Regions from separate parts of the Homo sapiens genome. Here region 2 is linked to region 1. Evidence: read pairs that join two places in POLR2A ChIA-PET (ENCODE). Cell type or tissue: HepG2. All regions are shown on one strand. Each heading gives the region's core, and the rest is flanking DNA. Links, peaks and the distances in the headings are about the cores only. Region 1 overlaps CDH1 (cadherin 1). Region 2 has its middle 28 kb from the start of CDH1.

The links. Peaks named below come from ENCODE experiments on the same cell type or tissue, not always from the same donor. Only the 100,000 strongest peaks of a DNase experiment are listed, where the experiment ranks them.
Region 2: POLR2A ChIA-PET joins it to region 1 with 18 read pairs; 9 of 35 experiments call an interaction of 5 or more read pairs at or near these places.

What each region holds. Positions count from the first base shown.
Region 1 is chr16:68,784,327-68,799,215 of GRCh38, reverse strand. All of the region lies in intron 2 of CDH1 (cadherin 1), which reads right to left. Among named protein-coding and RNA genes, the nearest start is that of TANGO6, 52 kb to the left of the region's middle. RefSeq lists enhancers at 3,010-3,510, 3,511-4,011, 5,028-5,528, 6,938-7,082, 7,217-7,786 and 3 more and cis regulatory regions at 7,010, 12,401, 14,397-14,409, 14,874. In HepG2, for the core only: no CTCF peak of the experiment used is centred there; DNase peaks (open chromatin) are centred at 6,045, 6,435 and 8,825; H3K4me3 peaks cover 927 bases.
Region 2 is chr16:68,700,840-68,716,826 of GRCh38, reverse strand. It overlaps a transcript of CDH3 not described here. Among named protein-coding and RNA genes, the nearest start is that of CDH1, 28 kb to the left of the region's middle. RefSeq lists cis regulatory regions at 1,673-1,674, 2,507, 8,961, enhancers at 1,602-1,746, 4,958-5,457, 5,458-5,959, 8,889-9,033, 9,238-9,795 and 2 more and silencers at 4,998-5,047, 5,078-5,127, 5,198-5,367, 9,107-9,401, 12,187-12,481. In HepG2, for the core only: a CTCF peak has its summit at 9,146; a DNase peak (open chromatin) is centred at 9,036; H3K27me3 peaks cover 1,900 bases.

The sequences.
Region 1 (14,889 bases), core at 2,156-10,155:
GGAAGACAGAGACAAGGAAAAAGGGCTGGACCCAGGGTCTGCGACTGGATTATAAAACCAGATTCTGCCATGTTCTTGCTGGGTGGCCTTAGCAAATTGCTAAACCTCTATGGGCCTTGGCCTTCTCTACTATAACATAAAGGTTATCACCACTGTTTGAGTCTACCTCTTTAGGGTTTTGTGAAGACCAAGACAGTGAATGGGATGACATTTTCTAAGTTAAAAAGCAATGAAAGTAGAAGAGATGACTATTATTCCTGTGTATTTGGGTAGACAAGTGTTTGTTAACTGAACAGCTGAGCCATAAGATGATGAAAGAATCAAGAAGAAATGCCAAGTCCTTAAAGGATGGGCAGATACCATCCTTTTAAGTCTAAAATAGGAATTTCTTTTCAAACTAGCAAAACCAGATGCTCTTCAAAGAGTCCTCCCCCACCCCCAGCAGAAGTAATGGGGCAACTAGGTCATCTTTAGGGGCTTGTCATGTAAACAGGGAATGAAGGCTGCACTGAATTCCTTTCTCCAGCCTTCCCAAATTTAGACAGTGAAAGTTGAGACAAGCATGATTGGACTTGCCAAGGGTGGCGGCCTGAAAAAATGAAAATGGTTTTGCAAATAACTTGATCCAAGGCACTTAACCTGCTTTGGGGCACCTCATCTTAATGGTGGTTAAGCCCTACCCTTTGAGAAGTGACAGTATGACGAGGAGCCCCAACCTGAATTCCAGGTGCTCATAAGACTCATTATCTCCCCATGCAACCTGATCCCCTGGGCTGATTATAGGAAATTGTAGGAAAGATTGAAAGGTTCTTCAGCTCCAGAAAGGCTCTGGGAAGCTCACTGTCACGCTGGCAAGGGCTGGGTTGTCTCTGAGCCCAGCAAGTGGGAGGAAAGAAGAATGGCAAAATGTTGAAACTGGAGGATCAGAATACGGGGACTGGGTATATTTCAACATGCCCATAAAAAAAGCTAACAAAAATAAAGCTAACAAGGGTCTAAGTGTTCTTTAACCCAGTATGCCCACCTTTCATAAACTTATTTGGTGACTTGGTGTAAAAACCAAATCCCAACAAAAGAAGCTAAGACCCCACTCCCCACTACTGGCCATCTCCATGTGGGAAAGTCTTTTTTTTTTTTGAGACAGAGTGTCACTCTGTCACCCAGGCTGGAGTGCAATGGTGCAATCTGGGCTCACTGCAACCTCTGCCTCCCAGATTCAAGCAATTCTCCTGCTTCAGCCTCCCGAGTAGCGGGGATTACAGGTGCACACCACCACGCCCAGCTAATTTTTGTATTTTTAGTAGAGACAAGGTTTCACCATGTTGGCCAGGCTGGTCTCGAACTCCTGACCTCAAGTGATCTGCCCGCCTCTGCCTCCCAAACTGCTGGGATTATAGGTGTGAGCCACTGTGCCCAGCTGGGAAAGTCTTTTCATTACAATATCATCACCATCATCAAAAACTGCAGCCTCAACTAAGCTTCAATTAGCTTTTATGAACTATTTTATTCAGATTTTATTTAATTTTATTTGTGTGCTTTTTGAGACAGGTCTCTGTCACCTAGGGTGGAATGCAGTGGTGCAAACACTGCTCACTGCAGCCTTGGCTTTCGGGGCTCAAGCAATCCTCCTGCTTCAGCCTCCTGAGTAGCTGGGGCTACAGGTACATGCCACCATGCCTGGCTAATTTTATTTATTGTAGAGATGGGGTCTGACTACGTTGCCCAGGCTGCTCACAAACTCCTGGGCTCAAGCCATCTTCCCGCTTTGGCCTCCCAAAGTGCTGGGATTACAGAAGTGAATGACTGAGCCCAGCCTCATTTTAATTTTTTGAGAAAGGGTTTTACTCTGTCACCCAGGCTAAAGTGCAGTGGCACAAACGCTAGCTCACCGCAGCCTCAGCTTCCTGGGCTCAAACCATCCTCCCACCTCATCCTCCAGAGTAGCTGAGACTACAGGTGTACTCCACCGCAGCAAATTTTTAATTATTGTTTGTAGGGACAGGGTCTCGCTATGATGCCAAGCCTGGTCATGAACTTCTGACCTCAGGTGATCCACCTGCCTCAGCCTCCCAAAGTTCTGGGATTACAGGCATGAGCCATCATGCTTGGCCTATTTTATTAGTATTTTAAACATGTGTAGAATATTAATGTGCCATGCTCTATTTTAAGCATGTGCTGCCACACCCAGCTAATTTTTGTATTTTTTGTATTTCAGCAAAAAATGTAATTTTATGTTTACAGGACTAGATGGGGTTTTGCCACGTTGCCCAGGCTGGTCTTGAACTCCTGGCCTCAAGCGATCCACCAACCTCAGCCTCCCAAAGTGCTGGGATTACAGATACAAGTATTGTGCCTGGCCAGGAGGCAGTTTGAAAACAACAACAACATATTTTCCTTATATATCCTTGTATTACTTGGCCTGTTACAATTAGAATGAATTCTTTTTTTTTTCATGACAAAAACTAGTAAGAATGACTTTTAAAAAGTGTTTTTAATACTCTGTCATCCCTGCATGCTGCTATTAAACCTACGGTGCCCCACTTTCTAGCCTACTGGGCAAAAGTAGCTTTCAAGAGAGGACCCCAAGAGAGATGACTGATGTTCAAATACAAATGAAACCCAAGTTCATGAAAAGCTTTTGGTCCTGGGGCAGGCTCTGAGCATTCAGCAACATTCCTTGCTTGAAATTGCCATCATGCCACACGGAACAGTCCCACTTTGACGATCCCGTTTCTTCTCCCACGCCCGCCTGGTCCCATAACTGGAATGTGAGTGGGTAGAAACAAGACAGTCTCAAAAGCTTCTATATTATTTTCAGACGATGTTGGGATTTAAGGACAGGGCCAGCTATGGAAGGCAGCAAACCATAGTTGAGTTGTTTGGTAACCAGTGGGATAACCTAGTATCTTAGACGTAACTAGTTGGAAGCAGTGTTTTGCCCACCCTGCATACAAAGGGGCACATTATGGATTGCCTCCCTCTCATCAGAACACATTTCCCACAGCGAACACCAAAGAATACTGCATTTAGCAATTCTTTTTTTTTTGTTTTTAAAGACAGAGTCTCGCACTGTCACCCGGGCTGGAGTGCCATGGCAGGATCTCAACTCACTGCAACCTCCACCTCCCGGGTTCAAGCCATTCTCCTGCCCCAGCCTCCCGAGTAGCTGGGATTACAGGTGCCTGCCACCACGCCCGGCTAATCTTTTGTATTTTTAGTAGAGACGGGGTTTCACTATGTTGGCCAGGATAACCTCGAACTCCTGACCTTGTGATCCGCCTGCCTTGGCCGCCCAAAGTGCTGGGATTACAGGCATAAGCCACCGCACCCGGCCTGCATTTAGCTTTATTCAAAGACCATTTGAACTTGAGAGCTCAGCCTCAGTTACACATAAAAACTGGAGGACAAGATCAGAGAACTGGCTGGGCATGGTGGCTCATGCCTGTAATCCCAGCACTTTGGGAGGCCGAGCCAGGTGGATCACCTGAGGTCAGGAGTTCAAGACCAGCCTGGTCAACATGGTGAAACCCCGTCTCTACTGAAAATACAAAAAATTAGCCAGGCATGGTGGCGGGCACCTGTAATCCCAGCTACTCAGAAGGCCAGGACAGGAGAATTGCTCGAACACAGGAGGCAGAGGTTGCAGTGAGCAGAGATTGCACCATTGCGCTCCAGTGTAGGTGACAGAGCAAAAAAGACTCCATCTCAAAAACAAACAAACAAACAAAAAAATCAGAGAACTAGCCAGGCATGGTGGCTCATACCTGTAATCTCACCATTTTGCGAAGCCAAGGCAGGAGGATCACTTGAGCCCAGGAGTTTGAGACTAGCCTGGGCAACATAGTAAGACCCCATCTCTTAAAATAAAAATAAAAAAAAAGAAATCTAACTTGATGGATGAAAGGAATCCTGGGGAGACAGCCTCATTCAGCTAGTTAGGCATTTTTCTTTTTGCTGGTTAGGGACAGTGTTTCTAACTCCATCTCCACAGATACTGCTGCCTATAAGATCTCCTTCCAGGCTATTTTCTTAGATGACACTGGGGATTCTGGCATGTGTTCTTTTAATGAGTATTCATGAAATCAGTAACATTACAGGTTTATTGAGCATTCATACTCAGCAGAAAATGTTAATTTTATGTTTACAAATGCAAGACTAGCCTGAGCAACATAGTGAAACCTCATTTTCTACCAAAAAAAGAAAATCTAAAAAGTTAGCCCGGTTGGCCAGGTGCGGTGGCTCACGCCTGTAATCCCAGCACTATGGGAGGCCGAGACGGGTGGATCACAAGGTCAGGAGATCGAGACCATCCTGGCTAACACGGTGAAACCCCGTCTCTACTAAAAATACAAAAAAAAAAAAATAGCTGGGCATGGTGGTGGGCGCCTGTAGTCCCAGCTACTCGGGAGGCTGAGGCAGGAGAATGGTGTGAACCTGGGAGTCGGAGCTTGCAGTGAGCCAAGATCGTGCCACTGCACTCCAGCCTGGGCGACTGAGCGAGACTCCATCTCAAAAAAAAAAAAAAAAAAAGTTAGCCCGGCATGTTGGTGCACCTGTAGTCCTAGATATTAGAGAGGCTGAGGCAGAAGGGTTGCTTGAGCCCAGGAGTTGGAGGCTGCAGTGTGCTATGATTGTACCACCACACTCCACCCTAGGTGACAAAGTAAGACCCCATCTCTAAAATTATAGTAATAAAAATTAAAATAACAAATTTTTAAAAATAAAAATGCAAAGGAAAGAACAATTAGGCCTCCAGTTTGTCCACACTTAGGGCATGTTGAAAAGGACATTCAAGTTCCACCAGGAACACTGACTCTCACTTGATGATAAGTCTCTAATGTTGTGTGTCCATTTGCTACTAAGAGCTAATGGACACGGCCAGGTATGGTGGCTCATGCCTGTAACCCAACACTTCGGGAGGCAGAGGCAAGAGGACTGCTTGTGTCCAGGAGTTTGAGACCACCCTAGGCAATATAGCAAGACCGTGTCTCTATAAAAAACTCAAAAAGTCAAAAATTAGCTGGGAGCAGTGGTGTGTGCCTGTAGTCCCAGCTACTCGGGAGGCTGAGACAAGAGGTTTGCTTGAGCCCAGGAGGTCGAGGCTGCGGTGAGCTGTGATGGCACCACTGCAGTCAGCCTGGGCAACAGAGTGAGACCTTGTATCAAAAAACAAAAACAAAAACAAAACTATGGACAACAACAACAGTCTATGTCCTTATTAGATAGAGCAGTCCTGTGTGGTAGGGATTTTAGCATCCTCCCACTTTTTTTTTTTTTTTTTTTTTGAGACAGAGTCTTGCTCTGTTGCCCACACTGGAGTGCAATGGTGCAATCTCAGTTCACTGCAACTTCTGCCTCCCAGGTTCAAGGGATTCTGCTGCCTCAGCCTCCTGCCTCCCGGGTTCGAGGGATTCTCCTGCCTCAGCCTCCCAAGTAGTTGGGATTACAGGCATGCGCCACCATGCCCAGCTAATTTTGTATTTTTTCACTAGAGACGAGGTTTCACCTCTTGGTCAGGCTGGTCCTAAACTCCTGGCCTCAGGTGATCCATCCGCCTTGGCCTCCCCAAGTGCTGGGATTACAGGTATGAGCCACTGCGCCTGGCCAGCATCCCTTTCCTATAAATGGGGAAACAGAGAAGGAACTTAACCAAGTTCCATAGCTATGAAGTGACGGAAGCTGTAGTCTGATGCTACTTAGCCGCCAGGACTCACCAGGCAGCCTGTCTGTTAGTACTGATGAGCCATTCACAAGCCTGCTAGCTGAATGGATCTGAGAAGTTAGTTCTCACAAAAGAATAGGACAGTTGGAGAGTAACTTGAATGAGAATAACGGCAAAAGCATCATTATACACACTCCCTCTCTTCTTGGATGAAAATTGAGCCTTGGAAATCCAGTTCCAGGCCTCAGAGAAACCTAAGGATATTCCAACAGCCACACTATACTCCAGTTTCAAAAAGGTCTCGCTGTATGTTACCACTTTGCATAAGCTGAAATAAGTCAAAGTTCCTCTAAACTGCCAACGTCAACCACAACATTTTTCCAGGGAAGATAAGCAGGTTGGAGTATCACGTTGCACAAGCATGACTCTTAACGTGCCCACAACATCCATGCAATGTGCTCTCAGGGTGGCAGCTGCGGCTCCTGCACCCCTGTTGACAGGCGACCCCCATGGGTTCCCAGGGACTGGAAGTTTATTTGCATGAAGCTTATCAAGTTCCTTCTAACGTCCCCCAAACATATGTGCCCAGAACAAATTATGTATCGTCTCTGTCTTCACTGAGCTACACCCTGAAAACAGATGTCAACAACGAACGCTGCCTGGATGGGAAGCAGGGAGCAAAGTCCCCTTGGCTTCTGTCCCCATCAAAGCAGACGGGGGTGGAGAGAGAAAACAGTGACATTGAAGATTAAGGAAAAATTAGCCCAGGACCCTTTACCCTTTACTTTCTGAAGTGGGAGAAACAAGGCTAAAGGTGTAAGCCATCGCCCTTGACTTTTTCCCTTTGTTTAAGATTACTCAAGCGACTTGGTCACACTGGCAAAGGGTGTCTTTTTGCTTTCCCAACCATGGTTCTGCTTGGACAAATGCTGTTTCCTTCTCTGACGGCAAACGCCATGGGTGTTGATCAGAACCAGCCCGGGGGGAAGGGTCATGAATGGCGCTTCTGGAATTGATTAAAAGTCAGTGTCGCAGGGCGTACTGGCTCACGCCTATAATCCCAGCCCTTTGGGAGGTGGGTGGAACACTTGAGGTCAGGAGTTCAAGACCAGCCTGGTCCACATGGTGAAACTCTGTCTCTACCAAAAATACAAAAATTAGCCAGGCGTGGTGGCGCATGCCTGTAATCCCAGCTACTCGGGAGGCTGAGGCAGGAGAATTGCTTGAACCTGGGAGGCGGAGGTTGCAGTGAGTCAAGATTGCGCCACTGCCCTCCAGCCTGGGCGACAGAGCAAGACTCCATCTCAAAAAAAAAAAAAAAAGTCAGTGTTTAGGCCGGGTGTGGTGCCTCATGCCTGTAATCACAGCACTTTGGGAGGCTGAGGCAGATGGATCACCTGAGGTCAGGAGTTTGAGACCAGCCTGACCAACATGGTGAAACCCAATCTCTACAAAAATTCAAAATTTAAGCTGGGCATGGTGGTGGGCACCTGTAATCTCAGCCACTTGGGAGAGTAAGGCAGGAGAATTGCTTGAACCTGGGAGGTGGAGGTTGCAGTGAGCTGAGATCACGCCACTGCACTCCAGCCTGGGCAACAGAGAGAGACTCCATCTCAAAAAAATAAACAAACAAAATACATAGGCAGACGTCCCCACCTCCTTTGAGGGATTGCTTCAAGGATTCTTCCTCCAGTAAATCTTTAGCGAGCCCTTACTCTCTTTGTCAAGCATCATCCTAAGGCCTGAGAAATACAGCAATGGACAAAGCAAAGTCCCTGACCTCATGGGGCTTTCATTTCAATGTCAAAGAGATAATTAACAAGTAAATCAATAAGTAATCATGGTGGCTCATGCCTGTAATCCCAGCACTTTGGGAGGCCGAGGTGAGAGGATCACTTGGGCCCAGGAATTCAAGACTAGCCTGAGCAACATGGCAAGACCCCAACTCTACAAAAAATTAAAAATTAGCTGGGTGTGGTGGCGCGTGTCTATAGTCCCAGCTATTTAGGAGGCTGAGGCAGGAGGATCACCTGAGCACAGGAGGTCGAGGCTGCAGTGAGCTGTAACTGTGCCACTGCACTCCAGCCTGGGCGACAGATTGAGATGCTATCTCCAAAAAGAAAGAAAACGAAAAAAAGTATCAGGAATGAAAAGTGTAATAGAGAAATATAAGCAGGTAAGGAATTTCCAAGGGCTTTATGTGACAGGCAGGACAACTCACTAAATAAAGGACATTAGGGAATATTAGGGCATATTAGGGAATAAAGGGAAGTGAAAGAGACTGCCCCAGCTTGGAGCTGTGTGCTGAAGTAAGGGAGAGAGCAGGCGGCAGTGCGGGGGAACAGTTCCAAGGTCTACTCAAAGCCTGCACACCTACTGTGTGCATACCTCCTGCATGGGGGCAGCCTGTTCTAGTACTGAAGATCCAGCCACAATCACAACAGATAACCACTCCTGCCCACCCGGGGGCCAACATTCAAGTGGAATTAACATGATTTTAGCACAGGCCTATGAGAAAGGTTAGCTCTTGCTCCTGCGGGCCAGATTGCCTCATTGCCTCCCCATACCCCATACCCTTCTTGACAACAAGGCCAGAAGGGAACTTAGTTTTAAATCATTTTTCTTTCCAGGCCTCTCCCAGAGAGGACAGCAACAGCCAGTGTGCCCATTGATTAACAGCCTCACTCAGTTTCATCTCAATATTCCTGCCTGGATTGGTATCTGCTGCCTTGACTGGAGAAGCTGGGGTTGCTTCTCTGCTCAAGTCAAAACCAACTGCTTGGTTTCAATTTTCCAGAGTCAACACCAACTGGCAAGGAATCTCATCTCAATTTGTTTTCAAGAAGAGGGGAGAAAAACAACTCATCTCCATTCTAGCAAGGAGTTGGCAGCGACATTAGGCCTCCTGCAGAGGCGGAGGCTGGAGGGGGACTGCTTCCCCACCTGTCTTAGGGAGGGAAATGCGTTTGATTTTCTCAAAAAGAATAAGGAGAATGGGGAGGCCCTCTGGGTTCACAGCAAATTGGAGGGGCTTTCTTGTCCCAGCTGTGGCTGCATGCGTAACAACACAGCCTGTCTGCCGAAACAGAGGCCGTAACTGATCATTTTCATGGACTGCAACCCAGGAAACATTCCTGTGGTCAGGTTGGGCAACTCTAGGAACTGTTTGCTTACTGATTAAAAAGAAAATCATCACATTTTCTTCCTCCTTTTTCTTTCTGTTGGATTCCCCGAGGTTAGGGAGACCCCATGTACTGAATTCCAAAGCTACTAAATCCCTCCTCCTCTCTCTCCCTGATGCCCCGTGCAGGAAAGGGCAGCTGACAGGCCTGAGATGTGGGAGAACAAGTCCTGGGCCCTCACAGACATTGGTAAGGCTTACATTCCGACTGGTGAAATAAAGCATGCACCAAAATGCCTCCTAACATCATTTCCATTCAGGGTCTAATGTGCTGCACAGAGACTTTCCTGGGTTTTTTGTTTTTGTTTTTGTTTTTGAGATGGAGTTTTGCTCTTGTTGCCCAGGCTGGAGTGCAATGGTGTGATCTTGGCTCACGGCAACCTCTGCCTCCCGGGTTCAAGTGATTCTCCTGCCTCAGCCTCCCGAGTAGATGGGATTACAGGCATGCGCCACCATGCCCGGTTAATTTTGTAGTTTTAGAGATGGGGTTTCTCCATGTTGGTCGGGCAGGTCTCGAACTCCCAACATCATGTGATCCGCCCGCCTCAGCCTCCCAAAGTGCTGGGATTACAGGCATGAGCCACCGGGCCCAGCCTCCTGGGGCACTTTTTAAAAATACTCAGCCAGGGCCCCTGCCTCAGACTAACTGAATCCAGATGTCCAGGGCTGGGGCAGTAGCAACTAAGGAGTGAGGGATTTCTTCTGGAGGTGATGAAAATGTTATGAAATTGATTGTGGTGACGCTTGCTTAAGTCTGTGACTATAAGGGAAACTGTTAAATTCTACACTTTAAATGGTGTAATATATGCTATGTGGATTATGTTTCGATAAAGCTGTTACAAAAAAAAAAAAAAGATGAGCCAATCGCACAAAGTATTCACAAGCCCATCCTTGCAGAGAGACCACTGCTAACACCTGATATGTGTCCTTCAGATCCTGGTCTATATCCCTTTCCTAATTCATTTACTCCCTTGTCCTGCATCCCTTTACATCCTGTTCTCCAAAATTAGGTTCTGGACATTATTCTATTTTTAAACACCTGGCCAGGTGCGGTGGCTCACACCTATAATCCCAGCACTTTGGGGAGGCTGAAGTGGGCGGATCACTTGAGTCCAAGTCCCGTCAAGACCAGCCTGGGCAACATGGGGAGAGCCCATCTCTACAAAAAATACAAAAAAAAATTAGCTGGGCATGGTGGCATGCACCTGTAGTCCCCATTATTTGGGAGGGCTGAGGTAGGAGGATCACTTGAGCTGGGGACGTCAAGGCTGCAGAGAATCATGTTCGGGCCACTGCACTCCAGCTTGGGTGACACAGTGAGAACGGATCTTCCTGTCCAACTTTCTTTTATTTATTCATTCATTTTTTGAGACAGAGTCTTGCTCTGTCACCCAGGCTGGAGTGCAGTGGCATGACCTCAGATTACCGCAACCTCCGCCTCCTGCGTTCAAGTGACTCTCCTGCCTCAGCCTCCCAAGCAGCTGGGATTACAGGTGCCCGCCACCATACCCAGCTAATTTTTGTTTTTTGTTTTTTTTAGGAGAGATGGGGTTTCTCCATGTTGGTCAGGCTGGTCTTGAACTCCTGATCTTGTGATCCACCCGTCTCGGCCTCCAAAAGTGTTGAGATTACAGGCGTGAGCCACCATGCCCAGCCCCAACTTTCTTCTTATTTCACATTTACCCATTTAAAAAAATGTGTAAATGTGGCTTATATACAGTCAACCCAAAAAGTAATTAGGATGGGTAAAATATGGTATAGCTACTCAGCAATAAAAAGGATCAAACATCACAAAACGCAGTAGCATAGATGAACCTTAAAAGCATTACACCGAGTGAAAGAAGCTGTTCACCAAAGTACACAGTTCATATGAAAAATCTAGAAAACTAGAGACAAAAAGCAGATCAAGGGTTGTCTGGAGCTGAGTTAGGCTTGACTACCAATAGGCCCAAGGGAACTTGGGAGGTGGTGGAAGTATTCTAAAACTGGATTGTGATGACAGCTCAACAGCTGTGTACGTTTATAAAAATTATCTAACTGTACACTTACAGTGGGTAAATTGTGTGGTATGTAAATTAAATCTCAATGAACCAGTAAGAAATATATAGCTATTAGGGTCTCTTGAGGAATACCCCATCAGTCAAAGTCCTATGGTTCAAAAATGAAAGAATCCAGGCACCCAAAAATGCCAAGGTTATGAAAAAGTGCAGAGAAGAGAAGCCATAAACAATTCTTAATTAACAGTAGGCTGGGTGCGGTGGCTCACACCTGTAATCCCAGCACTTTGGGAGGCCAAGGAGGGCGAATCACTTGAGGTCAGGAGTTTAAGACAGGCCTGGCCAACATGGTGAAACCTCGTCTCTACTAAAAATACAAAAAATTAGCGGGGCGTGGTGGCACATGCCTATAATCCCAGCTATTCAGGAGGCTGAGGCAGGAGAATTGCTTGAACCCAGGAGGCGGAGGTTGCGGTGAGCCAAGATCATGCCATTGTACTCCAGCCTGGGCAACAAGAGTGAAACTGTCTCAAAAAAAAAAAAAAAAAAATTAGCCGGGCGTGGTGGTGGGTGTCTATAATCCCAGCTACTTGGGAGGCTGAAGTGGGAGAACTGCTTGAACCCAGGAGGCAGAGGTTGCAGTGAGCTGAGATTGCACCATTGCACTCCAGCCTGGATGATAAAGCAAGACTCTATCTCCAAAAAACAAAACAAAACAAAACAATAGTTATAGGCTGGGCATGGTGGTTCACACCTGTAATCCCAGCACTTTGGGAGGCTGAGGTGGGAGGATCACTTGAGGCCAGGAGTTTGAGACCAGCCTGGGCAACATAGTAGGATCCCATCTCTATTTAAAAAAAAAAAAAATCAACAACTAAAAACTGAAAACAAAAAATCTTTTTGAGAGTAAATATTCACTATGACAGTCATTACGTGTGGGCACTGTGAACTTTACATTGACTCCTATGTTGCTGTGAGGCAGGTAGGGGTTTTTAACCCCCTTAATGCTGATGAGCAACTGAGGCGAAAGGCTTAAGTCATTTGCTCAAGGTCAGGGCCTTGTCAAGGTCACAGAGCAGGTCAGCCTCTGAAGGAACATTCGCCCCAGAACCAGCCAGCACCAAAGCTTCTGTTCTTCAGCACTAGGCTTGCGGAGGGAGAGAAATTCCAGGGGTAGTTAACAGCAATGTGGGATGGGTAAAAGTAACCACAGATTTATTCTCTATAAAAAACACAACCCAGATATAAACACGCATCAATCTAGGGCCACATTTTCCAAGCACTGGCTGACACCAAAATGTGCTGAATCTGGCTGCAAAAACACAGGAAAGCCGTTGTGGAATTCAGAACCTTTGAATCATTCAATAACTCAAGAACAAGATCTGGAAACCTTCTACAAAGAATGAATGTGAGGCTTGCACTACTTTCAAATGTGGGCTGTGCTGGAAAGGCTCGGACCCTCTGCCTCTGACCTTTGGAACAAAACTCAAACAGCCCAAGAGAACAGCTGGGAGCCAACACTGCGAAGTGAGGCATTTCCCACAGTCTCCAGGTCACATGTGCTTGCAGATGACTGTACAACAAGTGCTCACTTGTCCAATAGAGCTCACAAGAGGATGCCTTTTCTCTTTTAATGGATGCTAGCATCATTTTTCATTATCAAGAACAAATAAGCATTGATGGGAAAGGCAGCTGCTTCCAAGAGCATTTGCTGAATCTACTCTGGCTGCCTGGAAAGGTAACTGCTCAGACTATATGTGTGCCTTGGCTCAGGCTCCTGAGAAATGAAGCCTACAACCCATGCTGCATCCTCCTGAATACCAAAAAAAAAAAAAAAAAAAGAAAAAAAAAAAAAGAAAGCAGAAAGATCTCAGACTGGGGGGCTCACTTCAAGAATTCCAAGTAGGGTCAGGTGCAGGCTCAACCCTGTAATCCCCGCACTTTGGGAGGCCAAGGCATGTGGATCGCCAGAGATCAGGGGTTCGAGACCAGCCTGACCATCATGGTGAAACCCTGTCTCTACTAAAAATACAAAAACAAGCCAGGCATGGTGGCGGGCACCTGTAATCCCAGCTACTTGGGAGGCTGAGGCAGGAGAATCGCTTGAACCCAGGATGAAGAGGTTGCAGTGAGCCAATATCGCATCACTGCACTCCGGCCTGGGCGACAGAGCAAGACTCTGTCTCAAATTTGAAAAAAAAAGAATTCCAAGTAGGCAAAAATAATAAGAAAAGAAAAGAGCATGAAGAAGAGTGACCCACAGGTGCCAGAATCTGACTCTGGCATACACTGGAGAACAGCCACAGGTCACTCACAAGATGCTGTGGTACTGTTGCTACCACCACAAGGAGATGGGGCACCTGTTCCAGCAGTGGTTCTCCAGCCTTTTATTTTCCTGGTTGCTGCTCTTGCAGAAATGCTCCATGGGCCATTTACCTGGACTGTTCCCATTTTCCGATGTGAAACTGGAAAGCTTGCACACAAAAATGACGTATGTAAAAGGTTATTCACTAAGGCATTGTTTGTGCTAGCAAAACATGGGCGACAGCCCAAATAGCCATCAATAGAGGATTAGTTTAAATCAATTATAGAATTTCCTTACAATGAAATACTATGAACCTATTAAAAAAAAAAAAGCTCTTTATGCTCTGCAGGGGAATGATCGTCAAGACACATTATTGTTTGCTGATAAAAGCAAGTGCAAAGCAGTGCTATCTTTTGTGTAACTAAAAAGAAGGGGATAAGAAATAAGTTTATCCCTGTAATCCCAGCATTTTGGGAGGCTGAGGTGGGAGGATCACTTAAACCCAGGAGTTTGAGTCTGCAGTGAGCCACGACTGCACAACAGCACTCCAGCCTGAGCCACAGAACAAGACTCTGTCTTGGTCAGGCATAGTGGCTCACGCCTATAATCCCAGCACTTTGGGAAGCTGAGGTGGGTGGATCGCTTGAGGTCAGGAGTTGGAGACCAGCCTGGCCAACATGGTAAAACCGTGTCTCTACTAAAAATACAAAACTTAGCTGGGCATGGTAGTGCATGCCTGTAGTCTCAGCTTCTTGGGAGGCTGAGGGAGGAGAATCGCTTGATTCTGGGAGGCAGAGGTTGCAGTGAGCCGAGATCGCGCCACTGTACTCCAGCCTGGGCAACAGAGCAAGACTCCATCTCAAAGAAAAAAAGAACAAGACTCTGTCTCAAAGAATATATGTTCATATTTGTTTATAGTTACATATAGAACTTTAAAAGACACTAACAAGTGAGATTTTAGGTATGGGGGAGGCACCTTATTAGAACAAAGGGAGACAGGGTGGGAGTAGAACTTTTCATTGTATACTTTTTAGATTATTTTTTTTTCAATGGTGTCCATGTGAACATATAACCTATTCATAAAGTTAAAAATAATCCCTTCTTGCAATCACAGTGCAAAAGGCATGAGGGTGAAAGTCATCTGCTAAAATGACCGAACAGGAGGGTAGGAGGGGCCTGCTCCCGCCTCACCCTCCTGAGAAACTGGGATTAGAGACAGGAAACACTGGACCTAGGAACTTATAAGCTGTTAAAAAAAAAAAAAGAATGGAACTGGAGATTAGTATTCTAAGTGAAGTAACTCAGGAATGGAAAACCAAATATTGTATGTTCTCACTCATAAGTGGGAGCTAAGCTATGAGGATCCAAAGGCATAAAAAGATACAATGGACTTTGGGGACTTTGGGGGAAAGGGTGGGAAGGGGGTGAGGGATAAAAGACTACACAGTGTACACAGGTACAGTGTACACTGCTCCAATCATGGGTGCACCAAAATCTCAGAAATCACCACTAAAGAACTTGTTCACATAACCAACACCATGCAGGATGCAGGAGACCAGAGGGAGGGGTCCATGTGGGCGGTGGAAAGGAGGATGACCCACACATGATGGGAGAGGGAAGGGGGTGCTGCCGGCGGATGCTGGTCAGCTGGTCTAGCAAAAAAAAAATGCTGGATGTCAGTTGACCAGAGTCAGATGACCAGATTCTCTCTGGAGAATGTCAGGCAAGACCCCTGCATTTTTTC
Region 2 (15,987 bases), core at 4,195-12,194, 84 kb after region 1:
ACTTGAGCCCGGGAGGTTGAGGCTGCAGTGAGCTATGGTCACGCCAAGGCACTCCAGCCTGACAGACAGAGTGAGATCCTGTCTCCAACAAAACAAAGAAACCAAAACAGTAAGTCTTACTGTACCATCCCGTGCTACCCTCCTTCCCTCCCCAGAGGCAACTACTGTTATCAGTTTTTTTCTTTTCTTTTTTTTTTTTTTTTTTTGAGCCGGAGTCTCATTCTGTCACCCAGGCTGGAGTGCAGTGGCATGGTCATAGCTCATTGTAACCTCAAACTCCTGGGCTCAAGTAAATTTCCCACCTCAGCCTCTGGAGTATCTGGGACTACAGGCAAGAACCACCACACATGGCTGATTTTTAATCTTTTGTAGAGATGAGGGTCTCGATATGTTGCCCAGCCTGGTCTCGAGCTCCTGGGCTCAAGCAATCTTCCCACTTTGGCTTCCCAAAGTACTGGGATTACAGGAGTGAGCCACTGTGCCTGGCTGCCTCAATAGCACTTTAATGTCAGTATGATTTTCCACGATTTGAATGCCTACAATTTATTGAATCAATTCCCTTTTTGAAGAACCTGGGTTTTTTCCAGTGCTTAGTCTTTTTTTTTTTTTTCTCTCACTGCAACCTCCGCCTCCCGGGTTCAAGTGATTCTCCTGCCTCAGCCTCCCAAGTAGCTGGGATTACAGACATGCACCACCACACCCAGCCAATTTTGTATTTTTAGTAGAGATGGGGTTTCACCATGTTGGTCAAGCAGGTCTCGAATTCCTGATTTCAGGTGATCCACCCGCCTCAGCCTCCCAAAGTGTTGGGATTACAGGCATGAGCCACAGTGCCTGGCCAATGCTTAGTCTTACAAGCAATGTTGCGAGGAAATCCTTAATCTGTACACCTGTGAGAAATTGTATGGGCAGGTCTTTAAGATGAACTTCTCCAAGTGGAGTTACTGGGTCAAAGGTCATGTGCTTGTTTCAGGTTTTTGAACCATATGTTGTGCCCACCAGCAAGGAGAGGGGTGGTCCAGGGATCTGGCAGCAGGCCTGGTACTGTGAGGTCTTTTGTTTCTTACGCTACTCCAGAGGCTATTCATCAGCAAAGCAATGTTAACCATTCCCAGGACCTCCCTGTGGGGTGGCAGGAAGTGGGGCGGCTTCTCAGGGCAAAGAACAACATGTCTTTATTAAAATGCTGTGCACCAAGAACGCTTTATGAGTACAGACCTTGGCCTTGCTATTGGGCAACTCCCTGCAGGCTGGAGTGGGGCTATGTCTCTGGGAGAAGATGAGCAGGACTCCAGGGTGTGCCCGGGCTACTTGAACATCGCCCCAGTTCCTCTCACTCAGTTATGCAATTAATACTACTGTGGAGTGGGCAAGAGCTGGATTCAAATCCTTTCTTTTTTTTTTGAGAGTCGTGCTCTGTCGCCCAGGCTGGAGTGCAGTGACACCATCTTGGCTCACTGCAACCTCCGTCTCCCAGGTTCAAGTAATTCTCCTGCCTCAGCCTCCCGAGTAGCTGGGACTACAGGGCTGCACCACTATGCCTGGCTAATTTTTTGTATTTTTAGTAGAGATGGGGTTTTGCTATGTTGGCACGGCTGGTCTCGAACTCCTGGCTTCGAGTGATCTGCTCACCTCAGCCTTCCAAAGAGTTGGGATTACAGGCGTGAGTCATGGCGCCCGGCCTCAAATTCCCTTTCTGCTACTTCCTGGGTGTGTGGCATTGGGCAAGTTTAGAACTTCTCTGACTTTGGTTTGCCCCTCCGTAAAATGGAGCTAATAGTACCTCTCTTATGAGGTTGTCCTGATACTTTTTATTTTTTGAGACAGGGTCTTGTTCTATCGCCCAGGCTAGAGTGCAGTGGCCCAATCATAGCTCACTGCCAGCCTCAAACTCCTGGGATCAAGTGATCCTGCCTCAGCCTCCCAAGTGGCTGGGACTACAGACACGGGCCACCATGCCTGGCTAATTTTTAAATTTTTGTAATGATGAAGTCTTGCTATGTTGACCCAGGCTAGTCCTGGCTTCAAGCAATCCTCCTGCCTCCGCTTCCCAAAGCGCTGGGATTACAGACAAACCACTGAACCCGGCCTTGTCTTGATACTTAAATGAGGTAGTACACATAAAGTGCTCGGAATACATTTGGTAGCTGAAAGTGCTCTACAGCTATTACCTATCACCAGGGACCTTCGGTGGGCGAGATCACAGTCCCTCAGACTGGTTGGGGAAATGGACAGGTAAAGAGACAATTACAATTCTGTGTGCTGGGTGTATTCATACAGATGCTAAGAAAACTCTAGGGGAGGAATACTAAATCCAGAAGGCTTCCTGGGGAAAAAAATGACATTTTGGCAGGAACTAAGCTGCTTGTAGGCTAAGGCAGAGGCAAAGTCGTTGAGAGACTAGAGACCAGCCATTAACTCCCTTTGCTGGGAATGTGGTGATGGAATTCACAGAAGGTTTTCAGTCCTGGATTTCAATTCCGATTTCTCAGCACCTGCCTGGGTCTCAGGTCCTGTGCTTGGTGCTGGGGTGAGGGTAGAGGCTGAACATAATTAGGCAAAGGTGCTCAGTGAGCTCAAGATCTAACTGGGGGGCTGGGTGCGGTGGCTCACGCCTATAATCCCACCACTTTGGGAGGCCAGGGTGGGCAGATCACCTGACGTCAGGAGTTCGAGACCAGCCTGGCCAACATAATGAAACCCCGTCTCTACTAAAAATATAAAAATTAGCTGGGCATGGTAGCGTGTACCTGTAATCCCAGCTACTTGGGAGGCTGAGGCAGGAGGATTGCTTGAACCCAGGGGGCGGAGGTTGCAGTGAGCTGAGATCGAGCCACCGCACTCCAGCCTGGGTGACAGAGCGAAACTCTGTCTCCAAAATAATAATAATAATAATAATAATAATAAATAGAATAAAAATTGATCAGATTTGGGCAGGGATGGGGTGAGAAGAAAAGGCACACCAGGTAGGGGAAACAGCACAAGCAAAGGTAAAGCAGCAGGAAGGCCTATATTCCAGGAAGGGTGCATTGCCCAGTGTGGCTGTGTGGTCTGTACCTGGGGAGCGGGACAGTGGGCAGGAGCCAGGGCTATAAGGTCAACCTAGGCTGGGATTTGAAGGGCGTCCAATGACATGCTGCTTGGCCCTTGTCCAGTAGGTCATGGGAACAGAACGGAAGTGTTTAAGCAGAGAAGGGATGTGATGGGATCTGCGTTCCGGAAAGGTCACTCTGGCATAGCTGGAGGAGGAGTCCTTGGGAAGCAGGGAGCACAGCTGGGAGGCTCCTGCAATCATCTCAACAAGAAATCTGGGGGTTTGGCCTAGGTCAGGGGAGGTGGGCACCGAGAGGAGGGGTGGAGGGTTTGTAAGCAGACTCTGAAACACTTGAAATCAACACCTTGACACTATTCCCTGGCAGCTCCAGGGTCGGGATGTCTAAAATCCCTGGAAAAATAAACTTGCTCCCGCCTCAGCCAGCAGGAAGAAGAGCAACCCGATATGCTTGTTGATTAGGATTAGGGAACTTTTTCCCCCTTTATTGAGGGTCAACTGAATTATTAGTGGGGCAAAAGAGACAGGGGGAGACATATAAAAGTGAAGCGACTTAATTTTATTGTTTTTCCTTGACGGAAACAATGTATGAGATAGATCAACATTTAAAATGTTTTTCAAGGGTCATAAAGAGTAGTCAACCAAAAACAATCTTGACTTCATTTCCATAGAGACACAGAGAGTGGGGAGAGGAGGGACAGAAGGGCGGGGAGATCACAGGAGGAGGGGAGACAGATCAGAAAGGGAGGATGCTGCACTGGCTGCGAGGGGGCTGCTTAAGAACCTTGGAATTGACCAGGCACGGTAGCTCATGCCTTTAATCCCAGCACTTTGGGAGGCTGAGGCGGGTGGATCACCTGAGGTCAGGAGTTCGAGACCAGCCTGGCCAACATGGTGAAACCCCAACTCTACTAAAAATACAAAAATTAGCTGGGCATGGTGGCACAGGCCTGTAATCCCAGCTACTTGGGAGGCTGAGGCAGGAGAATTGCTTGAACCCGGGAGGCGGAGGTTGCAGTGAGCCAAGATCGAGCCACTGCACTCCAGCCTGGGTGACAGAGGGAGTCGCCATCTCAAAAAAAAAAAGGAACCTGGGAATTGAGAGGTCCTGAGTTCAAATTTCAGCCAAGTTCTCCCACCGTTCTCCCATATCTGTCAAATGGGGATTATAACATCTTCACCATCTGCACAATGTTATGGTATTGGATTTTCATCTTAGAAAGATCAGATCACTCTGGCCACCTGATTGGAGCCAGATAAGAGAAAATGTACCCATAGACTACCCGCTCTTAGAATGCTTTTAAGACAAGGTTATTATAATTATTATGACCATTATTATTATTGTTGCTATTATCGTAGCTTTATTATTATTTTCTTTTGAAATTCTGCTTGGCCACTGTTTACTCCCAGCTCCAGCTGCTCTTGTTGAAACCTCTCTGGGCCGGGTGTGATGGCTCACGCCTGTAATCCCAGGATTTAGGAGGTCAAGGTGGGAGGATTGCTTGAGCCCAGGAGTTGGAAACCAGCCTGGATAACATGGAGAAACCCCATCTCTATAAAAAGTACAAAAATTAGCCAGGCATAGTCACATGCACCTGTAGTGCCAGCTACTCGGGAGGCCGAATGGGAGGATTGCTCGAGCCTGGGGGGTTGAGGCTGCAGTGAGCTGGGATTGTGCCACTGCACGTCAGCCTGGGTGACATCGCGAGAGTCTGTCTCAAAAAAAAAAAAAAAAAAGAAAACAAAAAAACCCAAGAAACAAACAAAACACAAGGAACATCTCTGGACTCCTAGCTTCCTAGGATCATGCAGGGTGGAGGGTGCACTCTCAAAACTTCCATCTTAGGGCTGTCCTGGGAGCACTGGCTGCTCCTCCATCCCTGGGCTGCACCCAGAGTAGACAGGGCTGCCTTGTTCCTCTTATCCTCCCACTCCACTGTCCGATACTGAAAGGTGACACAAGCAGGGTTCCTCTGCTCCTCTCTGTGAGTCAGTGCCCATGCCCTCGCCCTCGTGCCCCCTACTCAGGCCTCACCCCTCAGCTTTTACTTCTCTTCCTGGGAAACCACCCCAGTGGGGAGGCAAAGAAGATGAAATAAAGGATGTAAGTTCCCACGGGACCACCACTTCCCCTTTCCCTTCCTCTCCAGCTGCTGGCCACTTCCCCGTCCCCTCTCCAGTGGGAAGCAGAACAGAGGCTGTGGGAAACCGGCACCATACCGTCCCTGGCATGGGCGCAGCCAGCCCTGCGTGCAGCCAGCCCTGTGTGCAGTTCCTCACCTGTGTAACCTTGGGTAGCCCTGCTGCACCTGAACTTCCTCACTCACAGGTCCCCCAGCCGCCTCCAAGTGTTCAAAATGCCCAGAACTCTGCACTGCCCTCCTCACACCTGCTCTTTCTCTTTCTTTCTTCTTTCCTTTTCTTTCTTTTTCTTTCTTTTTTTCTCTTTCTCCCTCTCTCTCTCTCTGCTGGAGTTTCACTTTTGTTGCCCAGGCTGGAGTGCAATGCCGCAACCCAGCTCACGGCAACCTCCGCCTTCTGGGTTCAAGCGATTCTCCTGCCTCAGCCTCCCGAGTAGCTGGGATTACAGGCATGCGTCACCATGCCCGGCTAGTTTTGTATTTTTAGTAGGGACAGGGTTTCTCCATGTTGGTCAGGCTGGTCTCAAACTCCCGACCTCAGTGGATCCGTCCACCTTGGCCTCCCAAAGTGCTGGGATTACAGGCATGAGCCACCTCGCCTTCTCTCCTCCCCTCCCCTCCCCTCCCCTCCCCTTTCCTCCCGTCCCCTCCCCCCTCCCCCCTCCTTCCCCTCCCCTCCCCTCTCCTCCCCTCCCCTCCCTTCTCTCCTTCCCTCTCTCCTTTCTTCCTTTCTTCTTTTCTTCTTTCTCTCTCTCTCTCCCTTTTTCTCTTTCTCTCCTTTTTTCTTCTGAGACAGAATCTCGCTCTGTCGCCCAGGCTGGAGTGCAGTCACTCAATCTCGGCTCACTGCAACCTCTGCCTCCTGGGTTCAAACGATTACTCCTGCCCCGGCCTCCTGAGTAGCTGGAATTACAGGCGCCCGCCACCACACTCGGCTAATTTTTGTATTTTTAGTAGAGACGGGGTTTTGCCATGTTGGCCAGGCTGGTCTCAAGCGATCCGCCTGCCTCGGCCTTCCAAAGTGCTGGGATTACAGGCGTGAGCCACCGCGCCCAGCCATAGTTTTTCAATCTAAGCTCTATTGACTTTTCAGAGGGAGGATCATGTGCTGTGGGGGCTGTCCTGTGCATTGTAGGGGGTTTAGCAACATCTCTGGCCTCTACTCATTAGATGCCAGTAGCACCCCCACTCCAGTGGTAACAACCACAAATGACTCCAGACATTGCCAAATATCCCCTGAGATGGCATAACTACCCCTGGTTGAGAACCACTCGGTTAGGGTGACCAGCTGGGATGGCGAGGCATCCTCAGACTAGCAAATGGGAAGCCAGGGCAGCCCTTAGTCCTAACAGGGCAAGTGCAGAAACTGCCTTTCAGACCCCAGGGAGTGTTGGAGCCATGGAAGAGGGTCCACATGACAGGAGCTGTGGCCATAGAGGGTGCAGAGCGCAGCCAGTGCCAAACCCAGCCCGGCAGGGAGGGAGCAGGCGGAGGGATACTGCCACTTCCCCTCCTTCCCGCCCCATCTCCTGTGGGTTCCTTCCCCCAATGTAACCAACCTAATCCAGAACACAGGGCAGCTAGGGCTGCCTCCTGGTTGCAGAGCAGCGGGAAGAAGGGAAGAGAGTGGATCTGGGGGAAACGGGGAATTAACCAGCGCAGAGGCCATTGTGGCCATCCCAGTTGGGGTGCTGGTGGCTGGGACAAAGGTGGTGGTGGAGAATGGACAGAAGTGGTTGAATTCCAGGATATCTGGGAGGACTCCATGGATGATCAGCATGGGCAGTCAATAAAAGGAAGGAGTTGAGGACAAGGTGTTTAGGTTTCTGGTTTGGGCAGCTGGGCTGATGATGGTGCCGTCTTTAGAAATGAAGGAGACAGAAAAAGGAGGCCAGGCGCGGTGGCTCACGCCTGTAATCCCAGCACTTTGGAAGGCCGAGGTGAGTGGGTCGCTTGAAACCAGCCTAGCCAATATGGCGAAACCTTGTCTCCACTAAAAATACAAAAATTAGCCGGGCGTGGTGGAGGGCGCCTACAATCCCAGCACCTTGGGAGGCTTAGGTAGTAGAATCGCTTGAACCTGGGAGGCAGAGGTTGCAGTAAGCCGAGATTGTGCCACTGTACTCCAGCCTGGGTGACGGAGGGAGACCCTGCAACCCTGCTCACCCCACTGTAGACTGCACCTCCATGAACCCTTCTCCGGTCACCTTTTGAGCTTGCCTCTCTTGCTTGCCAGCACTCTAATTGACAAGAGTGCTTCTGCGCCGGGTGCAGGGGCTCGTGCCTGTAATCCCAACACTTTGGGAGGCCCAGGAGGGAGGATGGCTTGAAGCCAGATCGAGACCAGCCTGGGCAACACAGTGAGACCCCTTCCTTACCAAAAACAAAAAATCAGCTGGGGGTGGTGGTACACACCTGTAGTCCCAGCTATTCAGCAGGCTGAGGTGGGAGGATTGCTTGAATCCAGGAGGTCAAGGCTGCAGTGAACTGTGATTATACCACTGCACTCAGCCTAGTAGATGGAGTGAGACCTTGTCCCAGAAAAACAACAAATAGGCTGGGTGCAGTGGCTCACACCTGTACTCCCAGCACTTTGGGAGGCTGAGGTGGGCAGATCACCTGAGTTCAGGAGTTTGAGACCAGTCTGGTCAACATAGTGAAACCCAGTACCTAATTAAAAAATACAAAAATCTGCCAGCATGGTAGCTCACACCTGTAATCCCAGCACTTTGGGAGGCCGAGGTGGGTGGATCACCTGAGGTCAGGAGATTGAGATCAGCCTAACCAACATGGTAAAACCCCGTCTCTACTAAAATACAAAAATTAGCCAGGTGTGGTGGCAGGTGCCTGTAATCCCAGCTACTCAGGAGGCTGAGGCAGGAGAATCGCCTGAACCCGGGAGGTGGAGGTTTCAGTGAGCTGAGATCATGCCGCTGTACTCCAGCCTGGGCGACAGAGCGAGACTCGGTCTCAAAAAAAAGAAAAAAAAAAAGAAAAAGAAAGAAAGAAAAGAAAAGAAAGAAAGACAGAAAAGATAAAGCATTGGGGGGTGCAGGGCTGCAATTCTAAGGAGGATGCAGTCCCCTTCAGGGCTGGCATCTCTGACAGGCTGACATGTGGGTGATGCCTGAAGGACGTGAGGGAGCCGAGAGAAATCTAGGGGAATGGCATGCCAGGCAGAGGGCACAGCAAGTGCAGAGGCTCTGAGGAAACGTGGTTTGATTTGGAGTGAAACTTCAGCGTTTTACCTGGCACATGGTAACTGCTTAATTTGTTCAAGTCCTACTAATTATCTTTTTTTTTTTTTTGAGATGGAATTTTGCTCGTCACCCAGGCTGGACTGCAGTGGTGGGATCTCGACTTGCTGCAACCTCCACCTCCCAGGTTCAAGGATTCTCCTGCTTCAGCCTCCGGAGTAGCTAGGGTTACAGGCGCCCTCTACCATGCCCCACTATCTTTTGTATTTTTAGTAGACATGGGTTTTCACCTTGTTGGCCAGGCTGGTTTTGAACTCCTGGCCTCAAGTGACCGGCCCGCCTCGGCCTCCCAAACTGCTGAGATTACAGTCTTGAGTCACTGCGCCCAGTCTATCATTCTTGTAATTAGTGGGCATCGTCTTCCTGGAGTGCCTGGGTCGTCAGGTTCCTGGAGGACACACAGAGGTCTCAGCGCCCTGCCCTGTCAGCTGTGGGCTGGCCGTGGTTTACCGGATGGACAACAGTGGGGACAGAAGTTGGAACGGAGCCCAGGCATTCCTGACCCGCCCCGCCCCTCTCAGATTCCTCCCCGGCCCGCCACACCCCTGCCGCTTGCTGGGCAGTGGGTACAGGGAATGCAGGGGTGGCTTCCCACCCCACCTCTAACTTGGAGAGGGCCTAATACCAAGCGAGGACAAGGCTGGCAGTGACCACCTGGCGATCCCCAACTGCACTGCAGGCTCAGCGCTAAACACTGAGTGCTTTTCCACCATCGCCTCCTAGGGGTCTCCTTTCAGCCCACTGAGAGGCCAGGGTGGTGAGTCACTCCCACATCTGCAGCCTTTAGGGGCTGCTGTCTTAGCCACCGCCCTACCAGACTACAGGGCGCTCTCAGACAGGCTCCCCGGTTCCCCGAGAGAGGAATCTCCTAGCTCCCGCCTGCCAGCTCTGCAGCTGCCCACAGGCCCCGACAGGCCCTGCCGCATCCTCAGGGACTGAGGATACAGCAGAGGAGGAACCAGGTTCTGCCAGCCCCGGGATGGAGCTGAGTCAGGCCTTTTTCAGGGCTCCTGGGACTGGGCCTTGCCCTGAACTCAGCCTCCAGCCCAGGCGTGAAGGAGGACACCCAGGACTGGGCGCCTTGGCCCCCCGCTCCTTACCTGTCCAACCTCATCTCTGCACACACTCTCGACCCATCTCAACCCGTCCCTCTGCTCCAGCCACACTGGCCTCCCTGCTAAACCCTGCTGAAACCTGCTAAACCCTTAGCCCTTGCCATTCCTTTTATGTAGACAGGACACTGCATACTTGCTCCCTGATAGCCTCCAGTCTTTGTCCAAATGCCACCTTCCCAGCAGTGCCTTCCCTGGCTCCTAGAACTGAGCCCTACCCCCAGGCCCTTCCTCCCTAGGCCCCATCCCAGCTCCATTTTCCTCCATGCTTCACTTTTACTAGACCACGTATTTTACTGATTTGTCTTGTTTATGGACTGTTTCTCATTGAAAACTCCCTTAGACTGGGCAGCAAGGGCCTCTACCCTGCCCTTCTGCCCCTCCTCATAGAGCTAAGGAAATGTGACTACTGGCCGGGCACAGTGGCTCACGCCTGTAATCCCAGAACTTTGTGAGGCTGAGGCAGGCGGATCATTTGAGGTCAAGAGTTCGAGACCAGCCTGACCAACATGGCGAAATCCTATCTCTACCAAAAAATACAAAGATTAGCTGGGTGTGGTGTTGTGCACCTGTAGTCCCAGCTACTCAGGAGGCTGAGGCACGAGAATCGCTTGAACCTGGGAGGCGGAGATTGCTGTGAGCCAAGATTACACCACTGCACTCCAGCCTAGGCAACAGAGTGAGACTCTGTCTCAAAAAAAAAAAAAAAAAAAAAAAAAAGGAAATGTGACTACTAGAACCAGCATCTTTGTCCCTCAGGCCTTCCCCAGTTCTGTCCCCAGGCAGCCAGCACAGCCCAGGTGTGTACTCCAAGGCCCATGGGGTGGTCAATGGAATGCTGTGCTGGGGGACAGTGGAGGGAGCTGGGACACATGGGTTGGGGTGCCACACAAGGAGCCTGGTGGTGCTGGATGGTGCTTGGGCTGGGTAGAGCAGGGCACTGGCCGCTGCTCCTGGGCTGGGACTCACCCTCCCCACGGAGGCACACTCTAGCCCAGTATTCTAGGTGTCTGTGAATTCAGATTTAAATCTGGCTCTCCCAATCACTGTGAGGATACACCTGTCCAAGTAGAAAGATAGAGTATCTTTTACTTAGGAGTTTGTGATGTCGATCTTGACACATTTGGTATGTGGGCCCTACACATATATCTACCTGCAGCCCCCATGTTAGTGCTGGGCTCTTTTTTTTTTTTTTTTTTTGAGACGGAGTCTTGCTCTGTTCCCCAGGCTGGAGTGCAGTGGCATGATCTCGGCTCACTGCAAGCTCTGCCTCCCAGGTTCATGCCATTCTCCTGCCTCAGCCTCCCGAGTAGCTGGGACTACAGGCACGTGCCACCACGCCGCGCTAATGTTTTGTATTTTTAGTAGAGATGGGGTTTCACCGTGTTGGCCAGAATGGTCTCGATCTCTTGACCTCGTGATCCACCTGCCTTGGCCTCCCAAAGTGCTGGGATTACAGGCGTGAGCCACCGCGCCCGGCTCACTGGGCTTTTTTACTGTTTTCTGCATTGCTATAACCCTAGCACCAAGAACAGTGTCTTGGGGCTGGGCACGGCGGCTCACGCCTGTAATCCCAGCAGTTTGGGAGGCCGAGGCAGGTGGATCACCTGAGGTCAGGAATTCAAGACCAACCTGGCCAACATAGTGAAACTCCGTCTCTACTAAAAATACAAAAGTTAGCCAGGCATGGTGGCATGCGCCTGTAATCCCAGCTACTCGGGAGGCTGAGGCAGGAGGATCACTTGAACTCGGGAGGTGGAGGTTTGCAGTGAGCCAAGATCGCGTCACTGCACTCCAGCCTGGGGGATAGAGCGAGACTGTATCTCCAAAAAAAAACCAGTGTCTTGCACAGAACAGGTGCTCAATGAAGTTGTTAAACGAATGAATAAAAAAGCCTTAGATGATGCCACATACTCAAGGGGACCCCAGAAGTGGCTGGGAATGCTGTGGCTTTTGTGCTTCAGGGCTACAGAGTCTCAGAGTCAGTGAGGCCAACTCCACCTTGCAGGAAGCCATAAGCATTACCTGAAGGGCACCTTCTACGGCCTGCCTGCCCCACGGCCCCATCTGCAACTGGAGTTTATATCCTTAATTGTAAAAAGAGCCCACCTGGCAATCAAGGAGATCTAGACCCCAAAACTGTCTCTGCTGCTTCCTGATCGTATGTGGCCATTAACCTCTCTCTCATTTTTTCGTTTTTTTTGAGGCAGGGTCTTGTTCTGTCACCCAGGCTGGAGTGCAGTGGTGTAATCACGGCTCACTGCAGCCTTGACCTCCTAGGCTCAAGGGATCCTCCTCCTCAGCCTCCCGAGTAGCTGGGACCACAGGTGTGTGTCACCACACTCAGATGAATCAAAAAAAATTGTTTTTTAATAGAGATGGGGTCTCACTATGTTGCCCAGGCTGGTCTGGAACTCCTGGGCTCAAATGATTTTTCCCACCTTGGCCTTCCAAAGTGCTGGGATTACAGGTGTGAGCCATCACGCCTGGCTGCAATTTCCTTTAAATAAAAGGGAACCATCGAAACTCTCCCCAGGGTTGTGAGGCGGGAGAACATGTAACTGACTCCATATTGACTGTCTTCATCAGTGTCCAAGGCCGTTCCGGCCACCCAGCTGACTCCCTGTGTGGCATGTGGCAGCCAGTGCCACTGTTCCCTTCCTCTCTCCCTCCCTCCCTGCAGACCTGGCGCTTGGGCTGGGAGTTCTATGCGCTGTGGTGGTGGTTTGAGTGAATGGTGCCCTCTGCTGGGCGTGGGGAAAGAGCCTTCAGGGAAATCATACCTGACACAGGCACTCCCTGCAGGTTGGGGAATCTCAGGGAATTCCTCCTGCTGGGAAGTGCAGTTTCCACCAAGGGAGCGCTAGCAGGCCTTGTGAGTCCCTACACTACCACAACAGTAGTGACAACACACAGTATCCTGTGCGCCAGGCACCCTTCCAAGCCCTTACAGATATTAACCCTTTTTTTTTTTTTTTGAGACGAAGTCTCGCTCTGTGGCCCAGGCGGGAGTGCAGTGGCGCAATCTCGGCTCACTGCAAGCTCTGCCTCCCGGGTTCACGCCATTCTCCTGCCTCAGCCTCCTGAGTAGCTGGGACTACAGGCGCCCGCCACCACGCCCGGCTAATTTTTTTGTATTTTTAGTAGAGACGGGGTTTCACCGTGTTAGCCAGGATGGTCTCGATCTCCTGACCTCGTGATCCGCCCGCCTCGGCCTCCCAAATTGCTGGGATTACAAGCGTGAGCCACCGCGCCCGGCCAATATTAACTCTTTTACTCGCCCATTTTATTATTTATTAATTATGATTATTATTATTTGAGACGGAGTCTCGCTCTGTTGCCTAGGCTGGAGTGCAGTGGCACGATCTCGGCTCACTGCAACCTCTGCCTCCCAGGTTCAAGAGATTCTCCTGCCTCAGCCTCCCAAGTAGCTGGGATTACAGGCACGCACCACCATGCCCAGCTAATTTTTAAATTTTTAGTAGAGATGGGGTTTCGCCATGTTGGGCAGGGTGGTCTCAAACTCCTGACCTCAGGTGTTCCACCCGCCTCGGCCTCCCAAAGTGCTGGGATTACAGGTGTGAGCCACCATGCCCAGCCTACTCCCCCATTTTAGATGAGAAAACGGAGACAGAGAGGTTATGTGGTTTGTCCAGGGCCTCATGCCTAGAAGTGCCGGGATTTGAACTTGTACTCTGCTGGGGGGATTGTTTTAACGGGAGGCCAGAAGGTGGGTTCTGCCTTTAGCCTGGAGGGAGTCGTTCCCTGGAGCTCTCCAGCAAGCTTCGAACTGGACACACAGGGTGTGGGCTGTAAAAGGGGCTTCCCAGGGTGACTGCTCCCACACTTTCAATGGCAGGCCCATCGCCTCAGGGCCCTTTCCTGAGTGGCCACCCCCCAGCAGTCCCCGGGCTGGGTCTTCTCCCTGAGTCCCTTTGTGGGCCCGGAAGTGAGTGAGTGAGGTCCATGCCTAGAAATGGGGGGCCGGGAATTCGGGGCCCCAGCTCCTCACCAACTGTCTAGGAATGAGAGCATGCCACCCTCCTCAGGCCTCTCTAGGGACTGGGAAAGCGCACTGTGGGGACAGGGCCTATCTGTAGCCCCTTTAGTCCCTTTGGGAAGAAAAAAAGATCGTTGGGTCAGTGACGAGGGAAAAGGCATGGTATGAAGTGAGGCCTGGCCGCTGGCCCATCTCTGTCCCCACTGGAGGGGCCATAGGGAGTGCCATCTTTTGAGCCTCTTTTTCCATCTGTAAAATGTCAGGGAGGGATTGGGGCACTTTTCAAAATGCTCTGGATTTGGGGGTTCATAAGAATACAAGCTGGGAGGATGAGGCTAGAGAGAAGGCTCTCTGGGTACCCCTGACCCCTTCTTCCAGTAAGCCTCCACTTTTTTTTTTTGAGATGGAGTCATGCTCTGTTGCCCAGGCTAGAGTGCAATGGCGTGATCTCGGCTCACTGAAACCTCTGCTTCCTGGGCTCAAGCGATTCTCCTCCCTCAGCCTCCCGAGTAGCTGGGATAACAGGCATGCCCCACCACACCCGGCTAATTTTTATATTTTTAGTAGAGACGGGGTTTCACCATGTTGGCCAGGCTGGTCTCAAACTCCTGACCTCAGGTGATCCTCCTGCCTTGGCTTCCCAAAGAGCTGGGATTACAGGTGTGAGCCACACCTGGCCAAAGCTCCACTTTTCTTTTCTGTTGGACTTGGATTCTGGGACTTTGCCTTTTAAAAGTCTGGGAGAAAAGATCACTTAATAGAATGAGTGCCAGGGGTGCTTTCAAGGGCCAGTCATCCAAGAGTGAACCCCACATTCAAGGAAGCCCTGATCTCAACCGGGACCACGATCCCCATCTCCTGCCCCCGACCCCACCGTAGAATGCAGGACTGGCTTTGAAGCATCTGCACAAGTGGATGCTGCAAGTTGTTTGACATTGTTAAGGGCAAAAAATTAGAATGACCAATATCTATGGATTGTGGTGACATTAAATAACACATCCAAACTGGATGTGTTGGGGACAGTAAGTCAATATGCCATGTTATGAAAAGGTATAATGCAAAGCATGTGTGTAGGCTGGGCACAGTGGCTCACGCCTATAATCCCAGCACTTTGGGAGGCCGAGGTGGGCAGATCACTCGTCGAGGTCAGAAGTTCGAGACCAGCCTGGCCAACATGGTGAAACCCCGTGTCTACCAAATATACCTATCTATAGATATATCTATAGATATATATATTTTTTAGATGGAGTTTCACTCTTGTTGCCCAGGCTGGAGTGCAATGGCACAATCTTGGTTCACTGCAACCTCCGCCTCCCGGGTTCAAGTGACTCTCCTGCCTCAGCCTCCCAAGTAGCGGGGACTACAGGCGTAGGCCACCACACCCAGCTAATTTTTGTATTTTTAGTAGAGACGAGATTTCACCATCTTGGCCAGGCTGGTCTCGAACTCCTGACCTCATAATCCGCCCGCCTCAGCCTCCCAAAGTGCTGGGATTGCAGGCGTGAGTCACCGCGCCCGGCCCAAAAATATTTTTTAACTAAAATACAAAAGAATAGCTGGGCATAGTGGCAGGCGCCTGTAATCCCAGCTACTTGGGAGGCTGAGGCAGGAGAATCACTTGAACTTGGGAGGTGGAGGTTGCAGTGAGCTGAGATCGTGCCACTGCACTCTAGCCCCGGGGGGAGAGTGAGACTCTGTCTCAAAAAAAAAAAAAAAAAAATTGTGTGTAATGCACAGGAGAAACAGATCCTGGAAGGAGGCACACCAAAGTGTTGAAACACAAAATTCAAAGGACCGATGGTCCTCATCATGGCCAGCACATCAGTTGTTTCTGGTTAGTGTCCACTCTGCGTGGTTAGCGCTGGTGTCTTACCAATGCAAATGTTTTTACTTATTACAGGCACTAAGGATCAGAGTCCTAAGCTTCTGTTTTGCAGATGAGAAGCAGGCCCAGAGTGAGAGAGTGACTTAATATTGTCCCCATCACAGAGCCCAGGCTCTGATTCTTTCTAAACCTCTCGGGGGCTGGTGACTGGTTCCATTGCCAGGGGACTCTACATCCATCCACCGAGGCCAGTTGAGGCTGGGAAAGGCTGTTTTTCCTCCAAATATCTCAGGGGAGGAAGGCCAGCCTAAACAGGGGCTGCTTGGTTTCATGATTAGCCTCTGCTGAAGATAGAGTTTCTGATTTATCCAGGCTTCTCTGAAGGGAGTTGAAGATAACGGGCAGCAGGTGTTTGCTAGCAGAGACACCCAATCCTCCCACACTCCCTGTCAGCAAAGACAGCCCTGGCAGAGGGGAATCTGAGGCCCCAGCTCAGTGGGAGAGGCAGGAGGCGGCTTTGTCCTGAGGGTGCCATGGACCAAGGACAGGTGAGCTTTCTCATCCGACTTCATACCCTTTTGTTGTTGAGATAGGGTCTCA